Regions from separate parts of the Homo sapiens genome. Here region 2 is linked to region 1. A link is a contact called in ENCODE Hi-C or POLR2A ChIA-PET data. All regions are on one chromosome and are shown on one strand. The core of a region is the stretch at or near the end of the contact, and the rest is flanking DNA. Distances in the headings are between cores, read along the strand shown. Region 1 overlaps KCNT2 (potassium sodium-activated channel subfamily T member 2). Region 2 holds the start of CFH (complement factor H).

Region 1 (6,529 bases), core at 30-2,529:
CCCAAATTTACATGTTGAAATCCTACCCTGCATTGTGAAGGTAGTAGGAGATGAGGCCTCTGGTAGGCCTCATCGTGAGGGCAGTCATCATGAATGGGATTAATACCCATATAAAAGACACCTGAGAGAGAGCTCCCTCGCTTCTTCAGCCATGTAAGGATGTTGCAAGAAGACAACAATCTAGGAACCAGGAAGCCAGTCTTTATCAGACATTGAGTCAGCTGGCTCCTTGATTTTGGACTTTGCAGCCTCCAGAATTGTGAGCAATACATTTCTGTTGTCTATAATCCACCCAGTCTATGCTATTTTGTTATAGCAACTCAAAACAAGATAGTAACTTTAAGTTACAAGAAAGTTGATGAATAGTAGTCCAGCATGGTTTACATGTACCATATGTTCCTTACAGGCAAATATTCAAATATCAGAATGAGCCCAATAATTCTACTAAGATTCATCAAGTGAATACTTGTTAATCAATTTTACATGCTTTTAAATCTGAGGTTTGAGGGTTATAGATAACTTAATGGAGGATTACTGTCATTTCTCTTTCACTAGAAGTACACAATTTTAAAGGAAAGGGAAAAAATAGAAAGTAAACCACTATATAAGTAAAAGGATGCCAAGTTATAATTTTTATTTTATTTTATTTCATTATGTTTAGTGTTGTGTTGAAGATAATGGGCCATTCTAGGGGTTTTAATCCTGCTTTATCCCTCAGTATCTAATTAGACTTGGACAAGTTAAATTTCCTCATTAGTAAAATGCAGATATTCTGTATCTTACAGGATTTCTAAGGTGAAATAGACAACACACATACACCTTTTAATAGAGGTTGGCAGTCAGTTATCGAAAAAACATAAGTTGTTTTTCTTATTATGTGTATCATCTTAGTAATAGTGAAGTAATATCATTAAGGATAAAAGATAAAGAACAAAAATGAATTTCTTAGGAAAAATTTAAAGTGAGACTTATCTGCTGACACCAGCAAGAAATGTAACATTAATAATAAAAGAAGAAATAGAAGAGGCCAGGACGTCTATCAATATGAAAGAATAAGCTCCTAATAAATTGTCCTTGCATATGACAACTATTAAAAAATCTATAGAACAAGCATACAAAGGCCCTAGTAAACGAACTAAAGTAGGCAGATTTTAGAGGAAAATTAAAACTTGGAGGAAGTATCTTGCATGTTATAATTTCCCTGTTTTTGCTGCTGTGACCTGAGGGCAGCTGTGGTTACCACAACAGCACAAGTTGGCTAAGACTCCACAGAAAACCTGCCAGAACAACAAGCGAATGGAGCCTGGAACAACCAGAGCCACCAGACACAGGAAAAGGGAGAGGCAACAAAGAGAAACCACAAATTCTGTGAATGAGTGTAAACATCTTTGGCTGACCTCTGAACCAAGAATCCATGGCGAAGCATAAAAACAATCTGAGCTGACATTTGTGAAGCACTACCAACCTCAATGGTGATGGAGTTTGCTTTATTTTGAGTTTAAGCAACTTAGCCTCTGCTAAAATGAGAGCACTAACATTATTTGGAAGAATACAGGAGAATCCAAGCCTCCGCAACATAACACAATATCCAAAATACGATGCAGTATTATTCAATTTATGAATTTCCAGAAAAATGTGACTTATTTGCATGGGAAACAAACAAAATGATAACCAATAGATGGTAGCTACTAGACAGTCTGAGATGTTAGAATTAGCAGAGAAGGACTTAAAGCTGCTACTAGAACTATGATCAGTAATGTAATGAAAAACATGTTTGTAATAAAAAAAAGAAAATTTCAGCAGAGTAATATAAAGTATTTTTAGATTAAAAAGCTGAAGTTTATGAAGAAACACATTCACTATATGGGCTTTGAAACAGATTGGGAATGACAGAAGAAAGGAGTCAGTGAACTTGAACATAGATCAATAGAATTTACCCAATTTGAAAAACAAAGAGAAAAGGTAAGGAAAAGGGAACAGAGTTCAGGAACTTGTGTAACACGGTAAAAAGGTCTTACATAATATAATTGAATTCCCAAAAAGAAAACAAATGAGAAAAACTAGCAGAAAATGATTTTAAGAAATAATGACTAGAAACTTTTTAATTTTGTAGAAGACATACACTTATAAGTTCAAGAAAATTAGCAAAATCTAAACTATATAAACAAAAAGATAACCATGCCTAGCCACATTGTATTCAAACTGTTAAAAAACAAAAATAAAGACAAAATCTTGACAGCACCCAAAGAAAGAGTCATATGGCCAAGGACTCTCATCAAAAATCCTGAAAGCCAGAAAACCCTGGAAAAAATTCTAAAGTTTAGAATGAAGGAAAAAAACTATGAAACCAGAACTTTACATCTAGCAAAAACTCCCTCAAAGAGGAAGGTGAAATAAAGGACTTTTTAAAATAAAGAAATGTACTTTCCTTATTCTAAAATAAGGAAATGTACTCCCATTGGAATCATACTACAAGAAAAGTTTAAGAAAACTATATAAACTCAAGAAAAATGATACCAGGGAGAAAGAACTTCAGAAATAAAACAAGAGTAACAAATGTTTAATGTTTTAATGACTATAAAAATCCATTTCCTCTTAACTTCTATAAAATATATAATCTGAATAAAGCACAATTTATAATATTGTTTAGTGTAGTTTCTAATCTATGGATAAATTATTATATCTAACAACAATAACATAAGAGACAGTAGAAAAGGAATAAATGCAAGTTTATAATTTTAACAAGTGGTATAACAATGATATAAAGCTCACTATGAAGCAGTAAGAATGTGTATTGTAATCCCTACAGCACTCACAAAAAAAATTCAAAAGGCACATCTAAAAAGCCAATAGGTATATTACATTCAGTGCTTTACAAAATCAAATAATAAAAAATGTGGGAAAGGAAAAACAGAGGAACCAAAATTAGAGGAAACAAACAAAACAATTTAGATAGAGCTATATCTAACCATATTAATAATGACATTAAATGCCAATGGACTAAACATGTTGAAACACAAAGATGTAGATAGCAAGAAAACAAACAACTCTATTTAAAATTGGGCCAGAGATCAAAACAAACATCTGACCAAAGAACGTATACAGATTAGAAGAATGAAAAGATAGTTAACTCATGTCATTAGAGAGTTGCAAATTAAAACAGTAAGACATCACTAAACACTTTTCATAATAGCTAAAATCTAAAGTGCTGAAAACACCAAATACTAGAGAGGACACAGATCAACAGGAAGTTGCATTCATTGCTGGGAGGGAATGCAAAATGATACATCAAATTTGGAATACATTTTGACAATTTCTTACAAAACTAAGTATACCCTAACCAAATAATCCAGCAATTGGGCTCCTTAGTATTTACCTAAGTGAACAGAAAATGTAGGTCTCCACAAAAACATGCATGTATGTGCTTAAAACAACTTAATTTATAATTACAAACACTTGGAGGTAACCAAGATATACTTCAATAGATGAATGGATAAACCGTGCCACATCCATACAATGGAATATTTGGCAATGCAAAGAAATGCACTATCAATCCAAGAAAAGACATGCAAAACCTCAAATGCATATTGCTAAGTGAATCTGAAAAGGCTACATACTGCATGATTACAACTATATGTCATTGTAGAAATGCAAAATTATGGAGATAGTACAGAGGTCAGTGGTTGCCAGGTTGGGGAAAAGAAAGGACAGAAGGATGTATAGGTAGAGCAGATAATATTTTTAAGACCCTAAAACTATTCCTTATGATATTGTAATGGTGAATGCATGTCATATTACATTTATCAAAACCCACAGAATATACAATATAAAGAGTGAACCCTAATGTAAACTATGGGTTTTAGTTAAATAATTTATCAATATTGGTTCATCAGTTTCAACAAATGTATCACAATAATGGAAGATGTTAAAAATAGGAAAATGGGGTGTAGGGGGAGAGGAGTGTAGGGGGTGAGATATGGACATTCTCTATATTTTTTGTTCCATTCTCTCTGTAAACCTAAAATGGCTTAACAATAACAACAAAAAGTCTAGTTTATTTTTTTAAAAAGTAAGTGAGAAAAGCATGATCTGTAGAGTCACAAACCTTGGGCTCTAATCTTCACTTCAGAGGTTACAAAAATGCATGAGTAAAGGGAAGTTACTACGGATCTGATTCTTCTTACAGAAGTTTTGGTTATTGTATAATGGATGTGTGCAACTTACTTTTCTTATTTATCTTAACCCTTGGCAACAGTTGACTTGTAGACCACTGGCTCCCTAAAACATCCTCGTTTGGCTTATCTGACACCATGCACTTGGTTACCCTTTGACATTCTTATCCCAAACTGAACTCATCTTGCTACTGGTAGTCCTCCCTTTTCCCAAAAGAAAATACTAATAGATACTAAATCTTCAGCTTCTCTGTCTCACTTACCTTGCATTTAGTGAGTTCTCAAATCTTGTTGATTATGCCTCTAAAGACTGCTCTAATAGCTTCCACTTTTCTCCAGCACCAGTGCCACAGCCTAATCTAAAAACTTGTCACTTCTGGCTTGGAGTAAGGGCAACAGCTCCCCAGTCAGCCTATCTCAAGCTTTATAACATTTTTTTCACTAATTCTGTAATCTTATCAGATGCAGTTTTTTCCAACTAAAATTCTTATTGTTGTACGTGGCTACTTAAAATCCTACAGTGGTTTCGTTTCTTTTGGCATCAAATTCAAACTTCTTAACAAGGCTTACGACAACCTTTATTAAACGTTTCCCAAACTATTTCCTCAGTCTTTGCATTCTTCTCTCTAGCGATAATGCACATTCTCCACTCATAACCAGCATTTCCCACCTAGGACCATTTGCCAAGAACATTCTTTATGGGCTCAGCCCTATTCATGCCTCTCATCCCTGCTAAAAAGTCACTTATCTAGGAAGCCTTTTCTTCTGACTACTGGTAAATTAGGATAGATGATGCTACTTGATCCCATTGTATTCTGTGAACAATTAACCCCATCTAATTTTTAGCATTTTTAAAAGTTGGTCCTCCCTAAACTATAAGCTTGATGAAGGCAAGGGCCATGTCTACATTTTGCTCACCCTAGCTTATCCCCAGAACCTAGCATTCATTTGCATATCACAGGTGAATAAGAAAAACAATATTTACTTCATATTGATAGTGTGAACATTAAATGTGATAATATAAAGAGAATTAGGCATATAGAAAGCATTTAGCAAATATTTCAATTCAATGGATGAATACAGGAGATAAAGTACCTATTCTGAAATCTTCCTTGTTTTATTCATATTTTATGCCCTCACAAAACAGAACAAACATCAGTAATTTTGAGTGGGTCATTAAGTGAGGAAAAAGGAAAAGAGCTGTATAACATGGCATAAATATCATATGAGAAATAGAAAAGAAAAATTTTCCTAATACAGATAATTAAACTAACAAAGAAACAAGATTTCACTTCATTTTTTTTTTTCTAAAAGCAGAAGATTGATTGATTTTTTAAAACTTTTCTTGGGGACAAATTCATCCTTAAGTAAAGTGCTCCATATTTCGAATCATAGAGTAAAATGTTTATTGTGATAACCTTAGAATAAAAATGCTGTAATAATAAAGGTAGGTAACTTGGGACACTACCACATCATCTGAGTGTCTGTTGCTACTGTGAAACAGAACATTTTACCCAAAGTCAGTTTGCCTAAAAATTAAATTAGTGAAGAATGAATGTCTCCATAAAATTCAACTTAATAAACTGTACTATCTAAAAGGTATTTGTTGTTCTAAGGACTTACAATAAATCACTTTACCTATGGCAGGAATTATTTTACTGAAATCCAAATAACCCATTAAAGAACTCAGACATTTTAGATGAAATTTTATAAATGAATTATTTACCTCTCCATAAATTTATAATTTTTATTAGACTCTCAAACAGAGTCTGTCATCTACACGTGATAAAACATTGGTTTGATCAAAGGCATCACTTTCCTTTCGATTTTTAATTTATAAAATACATCTGCAGCACTTGAAAATTGATCTATTTACCCTGCATACTTTGAGTATATCTTGCTAACTTATTCATTGGACACTTTATTTTTTAAGATTACTAGTATATAAAGTGAAACTGAATTGTAAAACTTAAAATAATACATGTAGATAGATTTGCCCAAAATTTATAAGCGATTGAGCAAACTAATCACAAACACTTATAAAATAAATAAAGAGTAAAAGAAGTCTTATGGCAATCTGGAGAACAAACCTGTCTTGAAAACATTCGAATGTATTGTTGTATAAACAATTCTTGCCAAATGTGATCCTTGCCCAGAGAACAATTTCTTCACAGATGGCCCTAGGAAGGCCTCACAGTAGATTGGACTCAAAAGCACCTTGAGGTCAGGGTCTATTTTGTTCATAATTAGAACATCCAGGTCTAATATGTAGACTGTTAAAAAGTATAAGGTTAGATTACATACACATATATCTGATAATATCAAAAACTGGAGGTAATTCTGATACAGAAGATTCA
Region 2 (6,503 bases), core at 3,100-5,599, 250 kb after region 1:
AAATTTTTAATGTCCAAATATACATAGTATGTATTTGCTGAGAATGTGCCAACATGAATATTGAAAATAAATTGGATCCATTTCATGTTTAATCTTAGTATTAATAGTTAACTATTTACTATCTGGTCTTTCTAATGGTAATCTAATACTACATAATAATTTTATGAGTTTAAGGCATAATATGTTGCTAATTTTCTTATGTTCTGAATTTCTTTATAATAGACTTTTGTAGTTTTGAAAAGTATTGATGAAAAAAGGGAAACAAAAACACTCAATTGACGTTAGCCATCAGTCTTTGAAAAAAGGTAGGATAAAGAAAAAATAGTAAAAATAATACATCTGAAAGATATTTGTTGAAATTAATTCAAGAGGATTATTTCTACTTGGATAGTAGAGTGGCATTTTACATTCAACAATTGCAAATTAGGTGAAGATTTGTATAGCAAAATCATTCCTGTATGTACTTTAAATTATCCACAAACATATATATGTGTGTGTGTACCTTCAATACTTTTACAGTATATGCATAATTGTAAAATAAATAAATGTGAAGCATACACTAGAGTACATATGTGAATATTTTACTATATTTTTAAACACATATTTTAAACACAGACCACTGGATTTGATACCTGGCTCCAGCAATGTCTTGTGACCTTAAGGGAGTTGCTAAAATGTTCTGTGGTTCAGTTCAGTCATCTATACCTTTGAAAGAGTAATAGTCTCCCATTTCATTGTGTTGCATTAAGTATTGAATAAATGTGCTTAGATCTGTGCCTGGTATATAATTAACACTCAATAATATTAATCTTAGTAAGTTTCTGGAATACTCTCCAAGTGATAATATTGCTATTAGAATAGAAACCACTATTGGAAATTTAAGCCCCAGGTAAAATGTTTGGATTCATACTCAAACAGATAAAACTAAGGAAGGAATAAAGAAGAAGTTTAAATGATCTAGTATGTCAACATATGTGTTATCAGTTAAATCAAATTAAACTTCAGAATGATAGTTCAGAATTCGAATTTGCTTGATTATTCATATATCCATGCTATTTTATTTCTTATTTTTCTCAGAACAAATGACTAAGTCTAACTCTTATTCCTTATATTTTTATTACAAAAATAAAAATAAAAATAAAATAAAATGTAAAATTCACATTGGAAGCAAAATTAGAGTTAGGGTGGGCCATTTAATATGAGAAAATGACCAATGCAAAAGAAGGATATCACAATTCTAAATACGTATGCAAGCATCATCATAGCCCTAAAATATATAAAGATTCACAGCATTAAACAGGGAAATACACAAATCCACATTTATAATGGGAGATGTAATACACCCTTTCAATATCTGATGGAATAATCAGACAAAAACATAATAAAAATACAAAAGATTTTAACAAATTACAAACTTGACCTACTGACATAGGTAGAATTTTGACTATAATGGGCCATAAAGAAAGACTCATCAAATTTTAAAACAGTGTAATTATTTAGAATATGAAATTAAAAAAGAAATCAATTTAAAAGATAACTAGAAAGCCAAAGTTCCCAGAAATTTACACTTTAGAAAAGTTTTAAAAATAAACTATTACAGTAAGAAGAGCTTGGTGATATAGACCCACACATATCCAGCACCTGACTTATGACAAAGGTGAAAGCATGTCAGTACAGAGGAAAGAATGATACTTTCGTTGAATAATGCTATAACAATTGGATATCTCTATTTTAAAAATGCATCTGGAGCTTTTTATTATGCTATACACAAAAGACAATTACAGTTGTTCTAAAGGTCTTAAATGTGAAAGATAAAATAATTCTTTTAGAAGAAAAGCATTGTGTTCTAGGACTAGGCAAGCTTTCATTAAATAGGACACATAATGCACTAGTCATAGAAAAAAATTGAAAATTTGCTCTATTTTAAAATTAAGGAATTCTTTTTATTATTATAAAAGACATGTAATACTGAATAGAAAGAAAACCCACAGACTGGAAGAAGGTATTTATAATACATATTAATAAGATTATTTTCATATCTAGAATATATAAGTAATTATATATAAACAGTTCCTACACTCCAATAAGTCAAAGACAAACAACTCAATAAGAAAAAAATATGCAAAGGATTTGAATAGAACCTTTACCAAAGAGGGTATCTAAATGACCAGTTACCACAGGAAAGTTTCTCAACTTCATGTTAAGGGCAGGAGACAGGGAAATACTGGGTAGAAGAGGGTGGTCCCCAAGCAAAGGCCCCACCCTCAAGCCTGAAGACCTGTGGCCCTAAATGAGGACAGGCATTTCAGGTTTCACACCCAAAAAGTTGCCTTTTGGCCCGCCATGCCCCGCTGTCGTACCCCCATATAAATCCCAAACTCCAAGCTCCAGAAGAGACCTACAAGTGAGGAGACGGAGAGGCAAGCCGACAAACAGGCCTGCGATGGCAGAATGACACAGCAGAGAAAGAGAGGAGGGACATCTGGACTCCGAGGGGAGTTTGGCCAGGGACGGGTGGAGAAGAGTCTGGCCACTGGGAGGCCTGACACTGGGCGAAGGTCACCTTCCCACTCCATCTTGCTGACAGCCACCTCCACCACTCAATAAAAAGTTGCCCTCATCCCTCGAGCCCCCGTGTGATCCGATTCTTTTGGGACACTGGGCAACAGCTGGGGATATAGAGGGCTATTTCACTGTCCCACTACCCATGAGATAAGGAAGAGGGTTTGTTGAGCTGATTAACACATAAACCATTTGCAGATGGCAAAGCTAAAGGAGCACACTGTAACATACGCCCACTTGGGCTTCGGAAATCGCAGACACCCACCCCTAGATGCTGCTGTGAGGCCAGAGCCCGAAAGCGCTCACTCCGGTTCCCGCACCGGTGCATCTGTGTGCTCCCCCTCCCCGTAAGGGGTTTGAGCTGCAGGGCGACCTAACTGGCAAGCCGCACACCTGTTGCATGTCCTTCAAGGGGAATCAGGGATCTCTCACATTTCAATTAGTCATCAGGAAAATTCATATTATAACCACGGAGAATTATTGCTTTGTGTTACCAGAAAAGCTAAAATTACAAGGATTAAAATTACCAAGTATCTCTGAGGGTATGGAGCAACTTGGACACTGCTGATAGAAATGTCAAGTGATGTCAAGTGTTATAATCCATTTGGAAAATTGTCTAATTTTATCCATTACACCTAAACATAAATTATGTCCCAGTGTTTCACTACCAAGTATGCACTTACCAGAAATGTGGATTGTGTTTACCAAAAACCTCATAATATAAGGCCCATAGCAGCACTATTCATACCAGCTCCAAACTAAAATCTGCTCAAATGCTCACTAACAGGCACACAGATAAATAAAATGTGAACTATTCAAAAAGTGGAGTATTAAATCGCAATAAGAATGAACTATCTGTAACTACATCTAACAATGTGTTTGAATGGTCCAAACACAATTTTTGGTGAAAAACTCTAAACATAAGAATAAACTGCTTCTTTTTCATTATACAAAGTACAAAAGCCAGACAAATATATTCCATGTTCTTGAAGATCAGAATCGTGGTCTCTGTGTGTGGGGGGTGTGGGAGAGGGTTGAGAGGCGTATTGACTGAAAAGGAGTACTGGGGTTTTCTGGGATGTAATAATGTTCAGTGTTTTGACCTTGGTGGTGGTTTCACAGGTATCTTTACCTTCTCAATATCCAGCATATGATTTATGTTTTCCTTATACATATTACACTACAATACAAAGTTTTAAAAATCAGCATTTCAATTTGTTGATTTTTGGATTATTAAACCTATTTACGTCAAATGAGAGTGAGCCAGTTGCTTCATACACATATACAAAAAGTATTTAGAAAACTAATTTCATAAATTGCTAGAAAAGCAGACCCCCAAATTCATCAAGCACTGCATTCTTGGCAAAGTTTGTACACATTGTCTGGGTGCTGATTGTGAAAACATTGCCTAAACCAAAGTTTTGTATGTGATTTCTTTTAAAGTTTCTCTTATTTCCTGTTCTGAGGTTTATACACAATAGACCCGAATAGAGTTTGAATAATTGAAGGGTTTATGAAATCCAGAGGATATCACCAGCTGCTGATTTGCACATACCAAGAACATGAACATTTTCCAACGGAGAATTTCCCTAGCTTAATAAGAAAAAGTCCAAGAGCCGGTCACAGCATTAACATTTAGTGGGAGTGCAGTGAGAATTGGGTTTAACTTCTGGCATTTCTGGGCTTGTGGCTTGTGGTTGATTTTTTATTTACTTTGCAAAAGTTTCTGATAGGCGGAGCATCTAGTTTCAACTTCCTTTTGCAGCAAGTTCTTTCCTGCACTAATCACAATTCTTGGAAGAGGAGAACTGGACGTTGTGAACAGAGTTAGCTGGTAAATGTCCTCTTAAAAGATCCAAAAAATGAGACTTCTAGCAAAGATTATTTGCCTTATGTTATGGGCTATTTGTGTAGCAGAAGGTAAGATTAAAAGAGACTCTTTTCTGAAAACTGTATTATGAAACATTTGCTAATGATGCTTTTCACAGGAGTAATAAAAATTTGATTTAGAAAATGTGCTTAAGTATTCTGTAACTTGACAATTGAGTGGCTTTTGACATTGTTGAGTTTAAAAAATGTAAGAACCTTATTTGAATGGTATATCTAAATATTCATCATAATTATATTTAATATAAAATAGAATAAAATGTTTTAATAAACATTTCTGAAAAACTATGATCTGGAATAATCATTTCCCTTGTAATTATCATAAAATGTAATTTACTTTTTTGCTTAGGAGTATAACCAAAATGTATTATGTGAAAGCATTAAGAAGGATGTGAATATACATAGTCAATAAAAGCCATCAAATCATAATGATTAGATTTATTTCAAATATGATTTTAACTCTTCCTAAATAAAAATTCATTTATCATTTACAACTGATATTGTCATGACCTTAGAATTCTTGTAGACAAGTATTACTTGTATTATCAGAATAAAAATATTATATAAATTTGAAACCCAATTGAATATACAATATTTGTAACAGTTAAGTTGTTCAATAGAGATTTTTTTCCTGTAGTTGTATATAACATATATTCTTGAAGAGCAGTCTTTTGGAGTAGTGAATATGAATGTAGGAGTTTTTTTCTGACCTCAGTAAGACAATTTCTGGATTCATAATAAAATTTAATTATATCACTGCTTCTTGATAGATTAAAAAGCTTATTCTTGGAGGAGGTTTGCTTTCCTAGTTTTTGATAGGTAACCAGTTATGTGATAGATATTTGGTAAACATTTTTAAACTGAATGAATTACATATTATTCATAATTTCTAAAATCTTTTCACTTAGTAAAGAAATTTTGATTGAGTGACCATTACATAGCCTCTAGGAACTGAAGAATATTAGCAAATAATACAAATCTCTGTTTCAGTCTTCCAATCTAGAAAATAAAAGCAGATATATTCTTATAGTTATACACTTTGGTAATTTAAAAAATATTCAAATATGTTTAATACCTTTTGAAAGGTTGAATTATTTTCAGTTATATTTTCTAATGTTATTGCTTGTTCTTTGGCTTGTAAACTTTATATGTAGCCACTTTTTAAATGAAGAAAACAATTATTTCCTTGTACATATAAATATTATAATTAGTATTTTAAAATGAAACCTTTTTGTATTTACAAACAGTTCCAGAACAATGTCAATATTACCTATTGTAAAAGACATCTTTTTCTGTTTCTTTGTGTAAATATTTCTGTCTTTTCTTACTAAATTTATGGGAATGTTTCTAACGTTTCATACCTACATACTGTTTGCTCCAGTTTTACATAGATACCATTTGTCATATAAGGGAGATTTGTTTTATTTCTAATCTTTAAAATCAAGAATCAATGGCAAGTTTAATAAACAGTTTAAGTTATTAAAAAGTTGAATTTGAAATATTATTAAAATAGAGTACATCAAAGTATATGTGATAATTAAACAATAGTGATTTAAACATCTTATTTACATAATTGATTATTGCTGACTTGTTTCACTTTTATTTTATTTTTCATCAATGTGTGTTTAAATGTGGTATCAGTTTCTACTGGTGAATTGAACATCGGCACTATATATGTTATGGTGAAAATGATATAAATCTGATTATTTCCTAAAAGATAAAGCACAACTTTGTATTTAAAGCAATGCTTAGGCCAGCCTCATAATTTTCATAAAAGCACATGTAATGCAAAAGCCAATGGAGAAAAACTACATGAATTTTCAGTGGATATCAGACTCCTAATTTATTCCTTGTTTCCCAAATACTCTCTGAAACTAAACTAGTTCGAGATGTCCATCAGTTCTATTAATCTACCATATCTAAAAAATTTTTACTTAACAGAGTAGCTTTGATCATGAAAAATACTCACATATATTTCAATATTTGCTTCTGTTTATATTTTCCACATTGAATACTGAATACCAAATTGAGAAGATAGTTTGAATACTATCACA

The links. Hi-C counts contacts between places; a loop is a spot of excess contacts on that map. ChIA-PET counts read pairs that join two places held with the same protein, here RNA polymerase II (POLR2A). Pooled maps may share reads with other maps.
Region 2: a loop to region 1 is called in a map of cardiac septum, with 5 times the contacts of the local background. The contact joins the promoter of CFH here to the enhancer-like site in region 1. A Hi-C loop is called at or near these places in 1 of 168 maps with a recorded cell type or tissue (cardiac septum) and 1 of 50 pooled maps. POLR2A ChIA-PET finds 5 or more read pairs at or near these places in 2 of 52 experiments (MCF 10A and T-cell).

Annotation. Positions count from the first base shown.
Region 1 is chr1:196,399,697-196,406,225 of GRCh38, forward strand. All of the region lies in intron 12 of KCNT2 (potassium sodium-activated channel subfamily T member 2), which reads right to left. Among named protein-coding and RNA genes, the nearest start is that of MIR4735, 180 kb to the right of the region's middle. Within about 2 kb of position 1,280, at least 6 of the 41 ENCODE cell types and tissues checked have a DNase peak (open chromatin) inside an H3K27ac peak, as active enhancers do.
Region 2 is chr1:196,647,694-196,654,196 of GRCh38, forward strand. CFH (complement factor H) reads left to right here and starts at 4,350. Exons shown (of 22, transcript NM_000186.4): 1 at 4,350-4,482. The coding sequence starts at 4,425.